Linked DNA regions of Homo sapiens: region 2 is linked to region 1. Evidence: chromatin loops called from intact Hi-C (ENCODE). Cell type or tissue: CD4-positive, alpha-beta T cell. All regions are shown on one strand.

The links. Hi-C counts contacts between places; a loop is a spot of excess contacts. Peaks named below come from ENCODE experiments on the same cell type or tissue, not always from the same donor. Only the 100,000 strongest peaks of a DNase experiment are listed, where the experiment ranks them.
Region 2: a loop joins it to region 1, with 2.8 times the contacts of the local background. A loop is called at or near these places in 9 of 110 quality-filtered maps.

What each region holds. Positions count from the first base shown.
Region 1 is chr6:185,511-193,510 of GRCh38, reverse strand. LIRIL2R (lincRNA regulator of IL2RA) reads right to left here. Exons shown (of 2, transcript XR_926349.3): 2 at 5,765-8,000. LINC03066 (long intergenic non-protein coding RNA 3066) reads left to right here. Exons shown (of 8, transcript NR_126020.1): 3 at 3,862-4,035; 4 at 5,605-5,775; 5 at 6,950-7,155. Among named protein-coding and RNA genes, the nearest start is that of LIRIL2R, 9.1 kb to the right of the region's middle. RefSeq lists an enhancer at 4,143-4,202. In CD4-positive, alpha-beta T cell, CTCF peaks have their summits at 4,329 and 4,528 (motif pointing left); a DNase peak (open chromatin) is centred at 4,520.
Region 2 is chr6:231,980-239,979 of GRCh38, reverse strand. LOC105374870 (a long non-coding RNA gene) reads right to left here. Exons shown (of 3, transcript XR_926357.3): 2 at 4,865-4,977; 3 at 2,846-3,347. Among named protein-coding and RNA genes, the nearest start is that of LINC03066, 30 kb to the right of the region's middle. RefSeq lists an enhancer at 3,857-3,946. In CD4-positive, alpha-beta T cell, no CTCF peak of the experiment used is centred here; a DNase peak (open chromatin) is centred at 3,879; H3K4me3 peaks cover 904 bases; H3K27ac peaks cover 1,146 bases.

The DNA of each region.
Region 1 (8,000 bases):
ACAACCCTGATGCCATCCTGCCACCATCTCTCCTAGTCTTCAGCCATCCTTCATTATAAAAGCATCAGATTCTGTACACACACACACGACACACACATACACACATGACACACATACACACACGACACACACGTGACACACATACACACGACACATACACACAACACACACATACACATGACACACACGTGACACACACATACACACACACAGTAGTGTTCCTTGGCTACACAGTTCATTGGTTCATTTGGTCAGCACTGTCTCCCAGTGATTGTCGAGTTCCCCCCCATTCTATGTGACCACCACCATCCCACCCTACCGAGAACAGTGAGATTGATGCTCACCTTGAGTCCTTGGGTCCTGAGGTCTGTCTTTTCTTCCTCCTAGCAAACTCACTTCCCCTGTCTTTCTCTGAATCCTACTTCCTTGTGTTCAGCTGCGGACCTGTGCTCATTGGGCCACTTTTTTTTTTTTATTTTCCCTGACAGAGTCTTGCTGTCACGCAGGCTGGAGTGCAGTGGCACGATCTTGGATCACTGCAACCTCCGACTCCCTGCTTCAAGCTATTCTTCTGCCTCAGCCTCCCAAGTAGCTGGGATTACAGGCATGTGCCACCATGCCCAGCTAATTTTTGTATTTTTAGTAGAGACGGGGTTTCACCATGTTGGCCAGGATGGTCTTGATCTCCTGACCTCGTTATCCGCCTGCCTTGGCCTCCCAGAGTGCTGGGATTACAGGCGTGAGCCATGGCACCCGGCCTGGGCCACTTTTCTCCCAGCCCCTGTCCTGGCCTCAAAGCGCTGGCTCCCAACCCCACATGACTCTCACTTACTTAGCTGCAGGAGACGTCACTTGTTTCAAGCAGGAGGTGAGCTCTGGAGTTCAAGTTTCTTCCCAAGAACATTTTTATTGTTCCATATAACACAAATACAGAGCCCATTTGCCAAATGCTCACTCGATAGGTTATTCTAAGGGAACATCCCAGGCCCCTTTCCAGAGGAAGGCAGGGCGCTTCCGGGAGGAAGGGTGTTGTGGGAATCCCACTGGAAGAGGCTGCGGGAAAGCCCGGGTGTGACTGGGCCTCCCTCAGCAGACGGTTTAGGTTGAGCAGTGAGTTCCTCCACATGTGGGGTCTGGGGCTGGCTTCGTGGGGTGACACCCAGGCTGTCCCTGCACTCAGAAGGGCCCACGCTTGCTCTGCTGTCACTGGATTGACATTCTTAGTCATTTTTGAACCATGGATCCCTCATTTTCATCTTGCAATGGGGCCTGCAAATCCTGTAGCTGGTCCTGGCCAGGCGTGTCTCCTGGAGCTGACTGGCTGGAGGCTGGTCCTCCACCCATGCTGGTCTTTGAGCTGGCCGATGCTGGTGATGTGGACCTTCAATACTTGTATGAACCATCCGTCACACAAGTACAGGTCTCGGTGAGTTCCTCATGCAGGGACAGCCCTGTACCTTCCTGCTGCCCTCTGCCCAGGCCCCAGCGGCAACAGCTCCTGTGGCTTCTCCAGCCCCAGCACGCAATCCGGGGCTTCATTATGAGCCAAGTGAGGCCAGCACCCCTCTGTCTTCTGGGGACTTCAAATCGCTTTGCATTTTCACTTCAAGGCAGCATCTCTGGGCCACCAAGGGCTGCAGGTGTCCAAGCAGAAATGGCCTCTGTCTGAGGCTGCTGCAGACGGTACTTGTACAGACAACAACCTCTGACCTTGAGGTCACCCTTTGGCCAATGACCTTCCATTGCTAAAGGAAATCAGGAAGCTCATAGGTTATGGTGCTCCTGAGCCAGTTTTCACACCACACTGCACTCTGGCTGGGGCTAAGTCCTTGCCCTCCCGCGGCACTTTGAGACAATGAATCATTCCCTTGTTGGGTGGGGAGGCACAGGTGGGTCCCTATCCAGGGATCATGACCAAACACACCCAGGCACCTGATGGCTGCCCCCAGCCCTCCCTGAAGAGCTCAATCACTCCTGTGGAGGTGGAGCTCAACAACACAACACTTCTCTGAAAAGAACTTTGGGCCTCAGGGCATGAGGGGGGTGTGTGATGTCATGGGGGCTTCTGGGCCCCTTTTCTGTTCTAGTGAACCAGAGAAGGTGATTGTGGCATCTCAGACCCCCAAGGAAGGGGGAGGCAGGGTGCAGCCACACAAACAAACAGTGAGCAAGTTCCCTGCGGGTTCAGAGCCCTGGCCTTGGCACCATCATTCACTCTGTAATCATTGAGTTGGTCCCCAGATCTTCCGCTGATTCAACGCTCATGTATTAACCTCCTGTCCATCTCAGTCGTGTGCTGGGCGAGGACCAGGACACAGGGAAGCCCAGTCACAGCCCCGAGGCACGAGACAGCAAAATCACTAAGCACAGAGCTATCAGGCCTCTGTTGCAGCGCTGGTAAAGCTCTAAGAAAGCACAGTTAAGCATCAGGAGGGTGTCACTGAAGAAGGGAGACTTAGGTTGAACTCCAGCTGGGACTCAGATGTGAGCAGTTGCCATGAGGCTCCTGAGAACTGTCTAGCTCCTGAGTGTGGTTCCCTCCCAGGTAGGACGGGAGGGGTTCAGGGGAGGCAGAGGCTTCTGACTTGCCTTCCACAGTGCTAGGGAGCCAATGTCTGTCCTTGAGCAACCATAGCAATGTAACAAAACTGGTTCTTTATGGTTTGGGGACTGCAGCACTTTGCAGAGGATTGGCTGGGGAAAGACAGGTCAGTAGACAGAGGCCCCCTGGAGGTGAAGGTGCAGGCTGGGGAGTGGGCGTGGGAGATACAGGGAGGCTTGGCTAAGGCTGGCATTAGGGAGCAGGAAGACACAAAGCTCTGTCTCAGGCTTCTTGCTTGGGTGTTGTTCTGGGTTGAATCCTGATTCTCTTTTCCTCGAAAAAGAAAGTTTCTATGTTGAAGTTCAAAGCAGTTCTTGAAAATGTGACCTTATTTGGAGACAGTGTCTTTACAGAAGTAATCAAGTAAAAATGAAGCGTTAGGGTGGGCCTTAATCCAATATGACTGGTGTCCTTACGGAAAGGAGAAATTTGGAGACATGGACACACACGGAGAACATGTGAAGATGAAGGCAGAGATGGCAAACACAAAGATGGCTAGCAAACCACTAGAAGCCCTCAGAGGCTCCAACTCCGCCAGCACCTTGCTCGCAAACTTCTTGCCTCCAGAACCGTGAAAGTATAAAGTTTCCGAGATCTTAGGCCCCCTGGTTTGTGGTTCTTTACAGCTCTGACAAACACACACAGATGCCTATGAAAGGGTGATGGCCTCAGAGGGCTAGGGGCTGGGGAAGCCAGCCGGTTTGAAGAAGAGAGCTTGTGTGGGGTGGGACCTGCTGAGGAGGGGTCCAGCTTGGAATGTGGGAGTTGTCAGGAACCCCTGATTGGAGCCAAGGAACCTCCTGGCACAAAGCAGTGAGTTACCAGTCTCAGGGGACACTTAAAATTGGAGCTGGCAAGGGGAAGGATTAACAAAGGTGGCAGAAAACAGTCACAGAGGTAGGACAGGGCAGAAAAAAAAACAAAAAAAACAGTCACAGAAGCAACGAGAAGAAACTGTTGAGAGGGTTGAAACCCTGGGGACAAAGCAAGTGGGAGCAGGCCGCCCCGTTGCTGTTGAACGCCCCGGGAGTTCCAGTCCAACCGGGAGGTTTGCCTCCCCACTCCGAAGGAGAGGGGGCTGCCCAGGGGGAAAGGACTGGCCTTCAGAGTGAAAGGAGATTTTCAGCTATTTGTTATTTTGGCCATTGTCCTAGGGCAGGGGCCGTTTCTGAAGTTTTATGTGGAGACTGAATTTAAATCCAGCCACTGAGCTGAAGAGAACAAGATGTACTTTTTTGCTTTCTCTCTTTTACTCTTAGAAACTTCATGATGATCAACCACACCTCACATTTGCTTCATTCAGTCTATGGACCAGGAAGAATTTTCTGTGACACATTCAGGTTCTTACTCATTTACAGAGTCACAGATCTGTCAGCCTGGGAACCGGCCCCCAAATGGAAGACCTAGGCAGTTCTGATGGGTCCATCTGCAAGGTATGTTTTGCAAAGGGCCCCTTTACGTTGAATTCCCTTTCCCTGAAACATGGCAGGGGAGGAAGAAGACACACACAAAAACCCTGTGTTCTGAAATAACAGGAATTCAGTGACAGGCCTCAGAGGCTTGTTGTGTCCTTCAAAAGTCATCCTCAGAGGTAGGGCCATGTCAATGTGAGAATCTGTATTCAAATGAGGAAGCCACCTTACCCATGAGGGCCCTTGTGCTGAATTTTATGGAAAGATCTGGAAGTGTTGCCCACACTCAGGTACTATTAGCAAGTGTGGGGTTCATCCGTACATCAAATAAGGGAAGCTGATGTAGAGATGAACCCGTGCCTGCTGATTGGTAGGATTCGGATCTGCAGGATTATATGTGTGACGCTTAGGAGTTGGGTACAACTTTGTTAAAACAGAAACATTTTCTCACCACACCAAAGAGGCTGTGGCAAGGCCTGCTTCTCCCACAATCATCTGGCTCCCTCTAGCGGGTCCCTGGCCACTGGACAGTGAGGTGGAGACTATGGTCTCGCCCACGCTAGCTGACCGACCCATCTGTCAACTCCAGCCCAGAGCTGTGGGGAAAGGAGTCGGGGAACCACCTGGAGGCTGAAATTCGGATGGAGCCCTCAGCTCTCAGGCACCCTCCTTCGTGAAGCCTTCCCAAGTCTCCCTGTGGTTTATCACACGCTTATGTGTGTTGATGTATCAGGCACATATTGCCTAAGAATTCACGTACGTCTGTCTTTTTCTCTAGACCATGAATAACTTGAGTATATATTTTTTCTGTGTTCATTTTTGTTTTCTTGGCACCTAGTACAGTGCCTGGGACAATAGTGTTAAAAAATAAGTGTTTAGGCCCAGCGCGGTGGCTCACGCCTGTAATCCCAGCACTTTGGGAGGCCGAGGCGGGCGGATCATGAGGTCAGGAGTTCAAGAGCATCCTGGCTAATATGGTGAAACCCCATCTCTACTAAAAAAAACATACAAAAAAAAGTAGCCGGGCGCAGTGGCAGGTGCCTGTAGTCCCAGCTACTCGGGAGGCTGAGGCAGGAGAATGGCGTGAACCCAGGAGGCGGAGCTTGCAGTGAGCCGAGATCGCACCACTGCACTCCAGCCTGGGCGACAGAGTGAGACCCCGTCTCAAAAAAAAAAAAGTGTTTATTGACTTAGTAAGGAAATAAAATGCCAGCTAATTCAGGCTCCTGTGCTCCATATACAAATAAAGGGCTGGCACTGCCAAAGTTAATCTATACAACAGTGGCTAAGCTCTTATTTCTAAGGATGCAGATATTGGGGGATATGAACCTTTCATAATGCACATATTTTGACAGAGTTAAAGCCTTAAGTTTTCTGGAAGAAATAAAATGTTAACTGGATCACTACACTTTTAACTTCCATAATCAAAATATAAAATCCTATAAACACATGGCAGGAAGGTTTTGATGTGTGACTTACTGGGAAAGCCCAGGGGTCTAGGGTGGCCAAGGGCAAGGGGAAGAAATTCGGGGCAAGGAAGCACTGACTGTCCATGTCTGATGGGGACTGAACATGCTCTTGTCTTTCAAGGGGAGTCACAGAAGTGTGTGATGAGGAGAGGAAGAGATACAACAGATGTCTTATGAGAAGCAGAGGGAGGACCTCAAGAGACTGCCTGGCCCAGTCCCTCACTAGGCGTAAGAAACAAACTCACCCATCCAAACCCGAAGAATGGACTCAGAGACCCAGAGAACAGCGAAAGTGAGATTTTTAATAAACAGTCAGTCTTGCAAAATCGGGTGTCTGACGGACAGGCACACCCAGCAGTTTCAACAAGCAATTTGTCCACTAGTGTGCAGGCTCCTCCCCCAGTTTCCCACAGGCTGAGTACTATGGGGTCACAACCTTCCTGGACGTCACCTATTGATTGTTAGGCAGGGGCTTTAGGTGTTTTTGTTTGTTTGTTTGTTTTTAGGGTTGTCTTGCTGCATTTTGTCACAGCCCACAATGCATTGCAATCCTAGTCAGCTCAGGGGCTCTTCAAGTATTTCACTTACGACCTAAGTAGCTGGGCTGGCTGATAAGAACAGACAAAGGGAGCTATTTTGCAGGCTAGTAGTAAGCTTTCATTTTAGACTAAACTTCTTCGGTTCTGGTGAAGGCAACTAATGGGGGGTAAGCGGGGAAAGGGGGAGGCCTACAAGCAGGCATCAGCTATCCAAGCAGGGGCCTCGAATATCCTGTTTCTTCTGTAGTCTGCTGACCTAAGCCAATTTAAGGCACTTTGTCTTGGAAATGCAACACTGTATACATTATGTCCTTCACTGGTGAAAATGAGAGGGGCTGTGACTGACTCAGTCCCATAGTCACAGGCACCGGAACAGTCCCCAGCCTGCCCCTTGACTCAGAGCCCCCATCTCCAAACTGTGCCTCAGATTTGGGAGCACTAACGCGATAACTTTGACTTCTTTTGTGCTGTAGTGACCAGCCTTCTGAAAGTGCCCAGAAATTCTCTCTGAAGTGTGTTTGAGGCCATGGGACGGAGGGAAGTGGCCTTTTAGCAGTACTGGGCAGGCAGAATTGGCAAGAGTAATTGGAAAGCTAAGGTACCTCAGCAGCAAGAGGTCTGGGACCACAGAAGCAGGTCAGGAAGCTGTTTTGGGGCCACTACGACCTTTGGATGTGGACTTTGCTTTCAGGCTTACACAGTGCCCGTAAGTGAGCTGCACTGCAGCCCTAGCCCTGCCACTTGTGAGTGAGCTGATCTCAGCAGGGTGGTATGCTCCCTGCTCCGTGCTCCCCTGCTTTGCAACACCACAGCCTGCGTGGTTAATATCCCGGATGACAGTTGCTTGTTTTTATTCCAACATGACCAGTTAGAAGCAGGGCAACCGTGGACAAGGTGGTGAACCCCTTTGTACTTCTGTGTTTTCAGTTGAAAAATGGAGACGTCAAGTTCCCTAGTCACAGAGCAGCTGTGATGGGACCCACGTAAACAGCCCTGATCAGTAGTGAAGAGCAACATGTGGCACACAGGGCCTCCTGCACAAGCAACAGTCGCTGCTTGCTGTTACTGTGGGCTCCACGTTGGGATCAGACACACCTGTCTTCAGTGGCTTGCAGTTGCAGCAAGGACCGAATGTGAGTGAAAGCACTTTGTGCCTGGAAATGGACAGAACATTGAAATATGATGCCCCGAAAATCGTCCAGAAGACAGGTGTGGCCTGTGGGTGCTTGATACATGGTGGTGGCTTTGTTACTGAATAACAGGGAGGTATGATTGCAAAGGTCACTGTTGCCTTCAAACTCTACATTTTGGTTTGAATTCCTTCTGAAACTTGCTTCTTGCACATCTCTGCTCCTGTAGTCCATCCACAAAGGGCCATCTGAGGAAACTTGCTCTGCACCACGCTCCCCCATGGTGCCAGGAACACAGCAGTGCACAAGACAGACATGAGTCTGCTGGGAAAGAAACATTAGGCAAATACAGTCATCCCTGGGAATCTGTAGGAAATTGCTTCCAGGGCCATGGGTAAGACATGAAAATCTGCACATACTCAAGTCCCATAGTGAGTCCTGGGGACCGAAGGTTATGAAAAGCCAGGCTTCCGTACGGGCAGATTTAAATCCTGAGAATACTATATTTTCTATCTGTGTTTGGTTGTGGATACAAAACCCACGGACTGTATTTTTTGGAAAAAAAAATCCATCTCTAAGTGGACCCTCGCAGTTCAAACCGGTGTTTAAGAGTCAACTGTAATTTCAAATTGGTATCGCAACCTTATTAAGACTGTCATCTGGGATTTGATTTTATCCTTCTTAGAAGCTATTCAGTCAACCTGCTACTGTTTCCTGGATGTTATGTCCAGCCGCACTTCTGTGTCAGTTCCCCTCAGTCCCAGTTCCCTCACAGGTGACACAGCAGGCTCAGATGAATGCCGTGTGTGCAGCGTGAAGCGTGGAGCTTGGAGAAGGCGCTGTGCTTA
Region 2 (8,000 bases), 46 kb before region 1:
TTTGCCCCAATTTACCAATTGCCAACCACGTCTTCTCCCAAGGATGGCCCTATCAATCAACCCAATTCCAAAAACTGTCATGAGATTTTCCATGAAACTCTGTGTAACTGGGAGAGAATAAAGCACGTGCTAAACACGAATGCAGTGAAAATGGCGTGAGGCCAGGGAGGAACTGGGAAAGTCCAGTGGAATTCCCTGAGGATATGGGCAGGTGCCCGCCAGCGTTGCTGGAAGGGCTGTTTCTGAGGATAGAGGGTTAGTGAGCTGTAGCAGTTTCCAAGGCCAGGAGAGGGAGATTTTATTCAGCAGAAATAAAAGTGCTGGGAGGTGTACAATGACTTTCTTAACTTCATGGAAAGTACCATGGGAGTTCTATGACAGAAGCCAGGCTGTGGCCCTCGTCAAGGGTGGACTCAGAAGGAGGGAAACGATCGATGGCATTGTCAACAGCGTTCATTCTGAAGGCCCTTCATTTAAATTCTGGTAGCCATCAGCTCCTGACACCCAGTGATAACAATACCCTGCACTGGCCCATTGTCTGATTTTGATCTTTCAACAATCCCGAGGCAACTCTGAGATCTTGTAATTTTTGTCCCTCTGGAAGATGAGGGCCCACGTCCCACAGTGGTCAAAGATACACCTATAACCTCGTTCTCCAGCACTAGACCAGCAAGCCGAGTGAGGCGGTTACTTCTCTTCGTAGTTCCACAGTAAGGAGCTATTTCAACTTCATCTAATGAACTGCAGTCTTAGGGATGGACAAAAACCAGCCCTAGAATGACTAACAGGGCTGTGCCTCTGGTGCGTCTTCACTGCCACTCACAGTGGTAACTGCAGCGTATGGACAAGCATCTGCCTCTGACTGAGGAGACATTTATTCATAAAATAAGAGTGTGCCTTTGTGTCTTTTCTTTTCTTTTTTTTTGAGACAGAGTCTAACTCTGTCTCCCAGTGACACGATCTCAGCTCACTGCAACCTCCGCCTCCTGGGTTCAAGCAATTCTCCTGCCTCAGCCTCCCAAGTAGCCGGGACTATAGGTGCACACCACTACGCCAGGCTAATTTTTTTGTATTTTTAGTAGAGATGGGGTTTCACCATGTTGGCCAGGCTGGTCTTGAACTCCCAATCTCAAATGATCCGCCTGCCTCGGCTTCCCCAAGTGCTGGGTATCTTTCCATTTAATAAGTTCTAATGTTTGATAACAGAGCAGTGTGGCTATAGTTAACACAATGTATTATGTATTTCAGAATAGCTACAAGAGAGGACTTGATGTGTACCCAACACGTGGAAATGATCAATATCTTGACTAGATCATCACACATTCTGTGCATGTACCCCACAAATATGTACTAATATAGCGTATCCAAAAAAATTAAAGTCAGCATATTGAAATATCATAAATAAACCAAAGTGAAACTAACTCCCCAAGTTAAATAAATGGATTCTCTTTTGTGTCTCAATTTCTTCAACATCAAACCTTTTTTCATTTTAGTGAAGTATATTCTTCCAGAAATTAATATTGATTAACGTTAATATGTTAATATAATGTATATAGTAAGAACTCCCTCTCCCCTTACTAAGAAACTTCCCAACTACAATTTTCTCTTCAAGATTCTTCATGGTGCACATATCGTTTTAACATGCCACTTCCGTGTGTGTTCAAATCCTTTGTGGGACGATTTTCTTGTCCTTTTCAATTCTCCCTTCCCAGATTTGGTCTCAGGCTTCAACAGCTCCTGTGTTCTTGGATTTCAATGTCGCCAGTGATCATTAAGATCTGTTTGGCTCATGTGCTTGTGGGCCAAGTGATCCATTTTATAGGAAGAACAATGAGGAGGAGCGAGACAGTCAGCAAGAAAGTGGATTTACTGAAACAACACATGGGGCGTGGTGGATCTTTTGTTTGTTTTGGAAGGTTTTGCTTTGTTTTTTGGTGAACTCATTTCGAATTCAGCAAGAGGTATAATCTTTAACTTTCAGCTACAAACAAAACACCTGTCTCATTACCAGCCTGGGTAGGTGTGGAACACAAATGGTTTTTCATTTCTGTGAAGTATTCTTCGAGCTTGTATAGCCAAGAAGGCTTAACACTGTGCTGTTTTCTATTGGGCTTTCTGTGGGAGAAAAAAATTTGATGAAAAGAAAAGAATAGGCCGGGCGCAGTGGCTCACCCCTGTAATCCCAGCACTTTGGGAGGCCGAGGAGGATGGATCACTTGAGGTCAAGAGTTGGGGACCAGCCTGACCAACATGGTGAAACCCCGTCTCTACTAAAAATACAAAAATTAGCTGGACGTGGTGGCAGGTGCCTGTAATCCCAGCTACTCGGGAGGCTGAAGCAGGAGAATCGCTTGAACCCGGGAGGCGGAGCTTGCAGTGAGCCAAGATCGTGCCACTACACTCCAGCCTGGGTAACAAAGCGAGACTCCGTCTCAAAAAAAAAAATTGCATTTTGCACTTAGCAATATATCATTGATTTTTTAATATGGTGAAATATCATGTACAGCAAACTTTCATGGCTGCATGTTTCCTCCATTTTATGGAAGTACCCTAATACATTCAGCCAATCCCCTATTTGGGGACTTTCAGATTGTGTTGAATTATTAACTAATATTTAAGCAATACTTAAATAAATATTCTCTACATATATTTTAGGTGCATATGCAATTTTTTGCACAGGATTATAATTCTTCCAAGCAGAAGTGATAAGTGCTCAAAAGTTTTAAGATTTGTGACACCAATCACCAAGTTACCCACCACAAGATCTGATTATCATTTACATTTCTCCCATTAGTGACTGAGAAAATCCACGGTCCCCCAGCATGTCCAACAGGGACAACAGGGGTGTGCATTTGCGTTTATTAATATTTGGGCAAAAATGCCATTTCACTTTTGTTCTGTGCCAAGATCCTGGTTTTTGCTTGATCTTTCAGAGTCCTGAAGTCATGTGAAAGCAGACAAAAGTTAAACAGGCTGCAGCCACTAAGGAGCTCTCCTCCTCCTTTAGGATCAGAGTGATGCGGGCTCAGGGCTTCTGCCTTTTCTGTTGTTAGCAGACTTTCTCTGAAGCCCCAGGGGACTCGAGGTACAGTAGTAATGGGGGGATGGCTACAGGGTAAAGAAATTACCAGGAAAGAAAAAATGGAAATAGTAATTTGGGAAGATGGGCCAAGACTGGGCATGAGGTTTCTGGGTACCCAGCATGGCTCCAGCAAGAGAGGGAGCGGGGGGTGCTGGAGACTGTGGACAGAGCAATCCGGCCTTTGAGTCAGCAAAGTCCTGGGTGGGGAGGGCTAGAGAGCCTGATGTGGCTAAAAACAAGCTTCTGCCAACAGGTGAAATGGGCACTAAAGGAGAAATAAATTTCAGTTATTGAATATCAAAAGGGTTCCAGTTATTGTCCACACAGATTTGAGGTCCGAAATACAAAACTCCTACGTGATGGTAACCGTTCTTTTTAGAACCTCCTTCTCTCCATTACTGCCCCAGATAAAACTCCCCCTAGACATGAGCTTCCAGGGCCATGGAGAGAAGGCAGTAGGGTTGGGAAGGACGCAGGTTGTGGAACATTCCATGAGGATGTTCTTTCCATATTTATTTTTACTGCTTGGCCTTCTAGACCCAAATTCTCTAATTTTATCTTGTCAGTCTCTGTGAGTAAAAAATTCCACCTCTTCTCTCTCTGCTCTCCCCAGAGAGAAGTTTCTCTCTGTGAAAGAATTAACCACCCTGCCCCCAACAGTCATCAGTGTGTGGGTGACACCTCGTCCTGGATGAATCTTTTCAAGATAAGTTTCTTTTCTGCTTCATGGTATGTGAAAAAGTGGAAAATGAGGTGGAGAGAGAGAGACAGAGAGAGCAAGAACAAAAGAGAAAGTGAAAGAGAGACGGGGAGAGAGCAAGCACAAGAACAAAAGCAAGAGTGAGAGACAGATGGGGGGAGGGAAGAGGCAGAGGGAGAGGGAGAGGAAGAGGGAGAGGGAGCAGGACAGCTAGAGGGAAGTCAGCTCATCCTAGGAAGTTTCCAAACTTTTTCCTTTCTCTCCCTCCCCTCTGTTTTCCTTTTAGTTTGTCCCTTTACCTCCCCCTCCCCTTCCCTCCTCTCCCTCTCTCTCTTCTTTCTTCTCTTTCTCTCCTTCTTCCTTCCTTCCTTCCTTCCTTCCTTTCTTTCTTTCTTTCTTTCTTTCTTTTTCTTTCTCTCTCTCTCTCTCTTTCTTTCTTCCTCTCCTTTCTCTTCTTCTTTTCTTACTTTTCATTTTGATTGGGAAAATATTTACTTCACTCATCAAAACTTTCATCCTTTTGGAAGAAATCCTGACTCACAGTTCTAGGCCTATCTGGGCTCACTGAGGAAAGGACTGGGGGCATGGGATGAAATAGAGACTTCTTATGAAGAGGATTTCTGAGGAGGGATTTGAGTACAACTCACTGAACTTGGGAAAGGATAAAGATCACCCTCAAGGCTGGGCTCGGTGGCTCTTGCCTGTAATCCCAGCACTTCGGGAGGCCAAGGTGGGCGGATCACCTGAGGTTGGGAGTTTGAGACCAGCCTGGCCAACATGGTGAAACCCCATCTCCACTAAAAATACAAAAATTAGCTGGGTGTGGTGGTATGTGCCTGTAATTCCAGCTACTTGGGAGGCTAAGGCAGGAGAATTACTTGAACCCGGGTGGCAGAGGTTGCAGTGAGCTGAGATCTCACCACTGCACTCCAGCCTAGGTGACAGAGCGAGACTCCATCTTAATTAAAATAAAAAGAGAGAGAGAGAAAAAGAAAAAGATTGCCCTAGATGATTGACAGCCCCTCAGGAGGCCTCTTTCATCTCACAAGTTTCCCTCCACCCAAGGCACTTTCCCCTCTCACCTGCTTCTATCCAGGCATCATCCAGGGAAGTGACTTCAGCTTCAGAGGAACAGGAAGGGCAGGGGAGAGGAGATGACTACGGTGCTTGGTTCCAAGCAGCAAACCCCAGGCATCTGGAAGGGAGGCTGTTGTGGAGGGGCTGTTCTTGTTTACCAGCAGAGGGAGAGGTACCACCTTCACCCCCATGCACCTTTGCTTCCCTCAGTCTCTACACATCTCTCTGTCCCTGCAACCTAGAGGCCCCATAGGCAACCCTCCAATTTGTCACAGGCTCTTTCTCCTGATCACAGTAGTTAATAAAGATTCCTGGGCCAAAAGTCAGAAAGAACAAAGGCATCTTCTCCAAAGCTGATAGTGAGACCTCAGGAGAACCAGCCCAGCAGTGACCTATTTATTGCACCTAGTAAAGCTTGTATCCTGAGCTCAGCCCTTCCCAGGACTTTCTGTTAGGGCAGCACAAGGCATGGACTCAATCCTATAGGTCAGCATCCAGATCCCCAGTCCTCTGCTGTGCGTCTTTGGAAAGTTTCTTACCCTCTGAGCCTCAGACCCTGCATATGAGAAAGCCTGGCAAGGAGCAGCATTTGCTCAGGCTCAGTGACATTCGCCGTGACTGTCTCAAAAAGTGACAATTCCGAGACGGAATTTTGCTCTGTCACTCAGGCTGGAGTGCAGTGGCGTGATCTCCACGCACTGCAACCTCTGCCTCCTGGGTTCAAGCAATTCTCCTGCCTCAGCCTCCCAAGTAGCTGGGATTACAGGCACACGCCACCGCACCCAGCTAATTTTTGTATTTTTTTAGTAGAGATGGGGTTTCACCATGTTGGCTAGGCTGGTCTCGAATTCCTGACCTCATGATCTGCCCACCTCGGCCTCCCAAGGTGCTGGGATTACAGGCATGAGCCACCTCACCTGGCCAAAGTGACAACTCTTAAAACAAGACAATGTTTTCGGCCTGGTGTGGTGGCTCACGCCTGTCATCCCAGCACTTTGGAGGCTGATGTGGGCAGATCACGAGGTTAGGTGTTCAAGACCAGCATGGCCAATATAGTGAAACCCCTTGTCTACTAAAAATACAAAAATTAGCCAGGCATGGTGGCATGCACCTGTAATCCCAGCTACTCAGGAGGCTGAGGCAGCAGAATTGCTTGAACCCGGGAGGGAGAGGTTGCAGTAAGCCGAGATTACAATACTGCACTCCAGCCTGGGCGACAGAGCAAGACTCTGTCTCAAAAAAAAAAAAAAAAAAAAAAAGAAGCTGTTTGCAAAGCACACTTGGAAGGGTTATTCTGATATTATTTGATATTATTATTATTACTAATATTATTTTTAAGCCTTGTCTCACTCACTTTGTATTCCTAAGATAGAGATTTCTTGGCTATACATTGGAGCTGTGGTTATGCTTTGTGATAATTATTGCTTTGGGCCAGGCTGCCTGCACAGCTGCCAAGCTCAGCAAAGGAAGGGCGCTCTCCTAGGCTCTCTCCTCCCTCTGCCTCTCTCTGTTTTCTTCCCTGGGGTAGCAGTGGTTGGCCTTGCCATCAAGTGTCTCCCCTGGTCATCTGGGATGAGATGGGCCATGTGGAGTAGAGAAGAAACGCAATTCTTTTGGAACCAGGAAGACCTCCATTTGAGCCCTGGCTGAACCTGCCTGTTGGCTGAGTGGCTCTGGGCATGTCTTCTACTTTACGAGCTTCAGCATCTGAATCTGTTTCCCATGGTCGTCCTCAACAAACTGCCACACACTGGGTGCTTAAAGCAACAGATGTGTATTATTTCCCAGTCCTGGAGGCCGGCAGCCCCAGACCACGGTGCTGGCAGAGTCGTCCTCTCACTGCGCTTGTGGTGGTGGCTGGCAACCCTCGGTGCTCCCACCTTGCAGACGCGTCACTGCATCTCTGCCTGTGTCATCACATGGACTTCCCTCTGTGGGTCTGTGTCCTCTCCTTAGAAGGACACCAGCCCTACGGAGTGAGGCCCACTCTCCTCCAGCATGACCTCATCTTAGCTTCACTAACTACATCAGCAATGACCCTATTTCCAGATAAGGTCACATTCTGAGGTATTGGGGTAAGGACTTCCCTTTTTAGAGGACACGGCACAACCCATACAATATCCTCATCACAGAATGGAGTGAACAATCCCTCCTTTGCAGCATTGTTGTGAGAATTAGAAGCAACAGAGCTCCTGCCCAGCACACGTCGTAGTTGCTCAGTGATCGGCAGCCTTTGTTACCACTGTGGGATCCTGTCCTGGGACAGGAGTATGGCAAGTGCCAAACAGGCCCTGAGCAGCTGTGTAGCTGGAACTGAGGGGGCAGGTCCACAGCTCCTCCAAAAAGCTCTATGACTCCACATTAATGGAGACTCCTTCTCAAGGGAACTAGGATATTTACTTCACTGTAGACCAGGCATCCCCAACCCCCAGGGCATGGATGGTAGCTAGCGGTCTATGGCCTGTTAGGAACCAGGCTGCACAGCAGGAGGTGAGCGGTGGGTGAGTGGGTGAAGCTTCATATGTATTTACAGCCACTCCCCATCACTCACATTTTACTGCCTTAGTTCCTGTCAGATCAGCATCAGCATCAGAGTCTCATAGGAGCACAAACCCTACTGTGAACTGTGCATGCAAGGGATCTAAGTTGCACGCTCCTTATGAGAATCTAATGCCTGATGATCTGTCACTGTCTCCCATCACCCCCAGATGGGACCATCTAGTTGCAGGAAAACAAGCTCGGGGCTCCCACTGATTCTACATTATGGTGAGTTGTATAATTATTTCATTATATATTACAATATGATAATAACAATAGAAATAAAGTGCACGATAAATGGAATGCACTTGAATCACCCGGAAACCATCCCCCTCCCCTGCCCCAGTCCGTGGAAAAATTGTCTTCCATGAAACTGGTCCCTGGTGCCAAAAAGGTTGAGGACCGCTGCTATAGACTACAGGTTTCTAAACATACTTAAAGCAGAGTGTTAGTTTATACAAGAGGAGGAACGTGGTAGAATAGGGAACACCCTACTGAAAATGGGAGGGCCTGGGCTTTCACGGGAGCTTGTTCACTACTTTACTGAGTGACCCTGATCAAGGATCCAGGCCTTTGTTTCATGTGAATAGAGAAAAGGTGTCA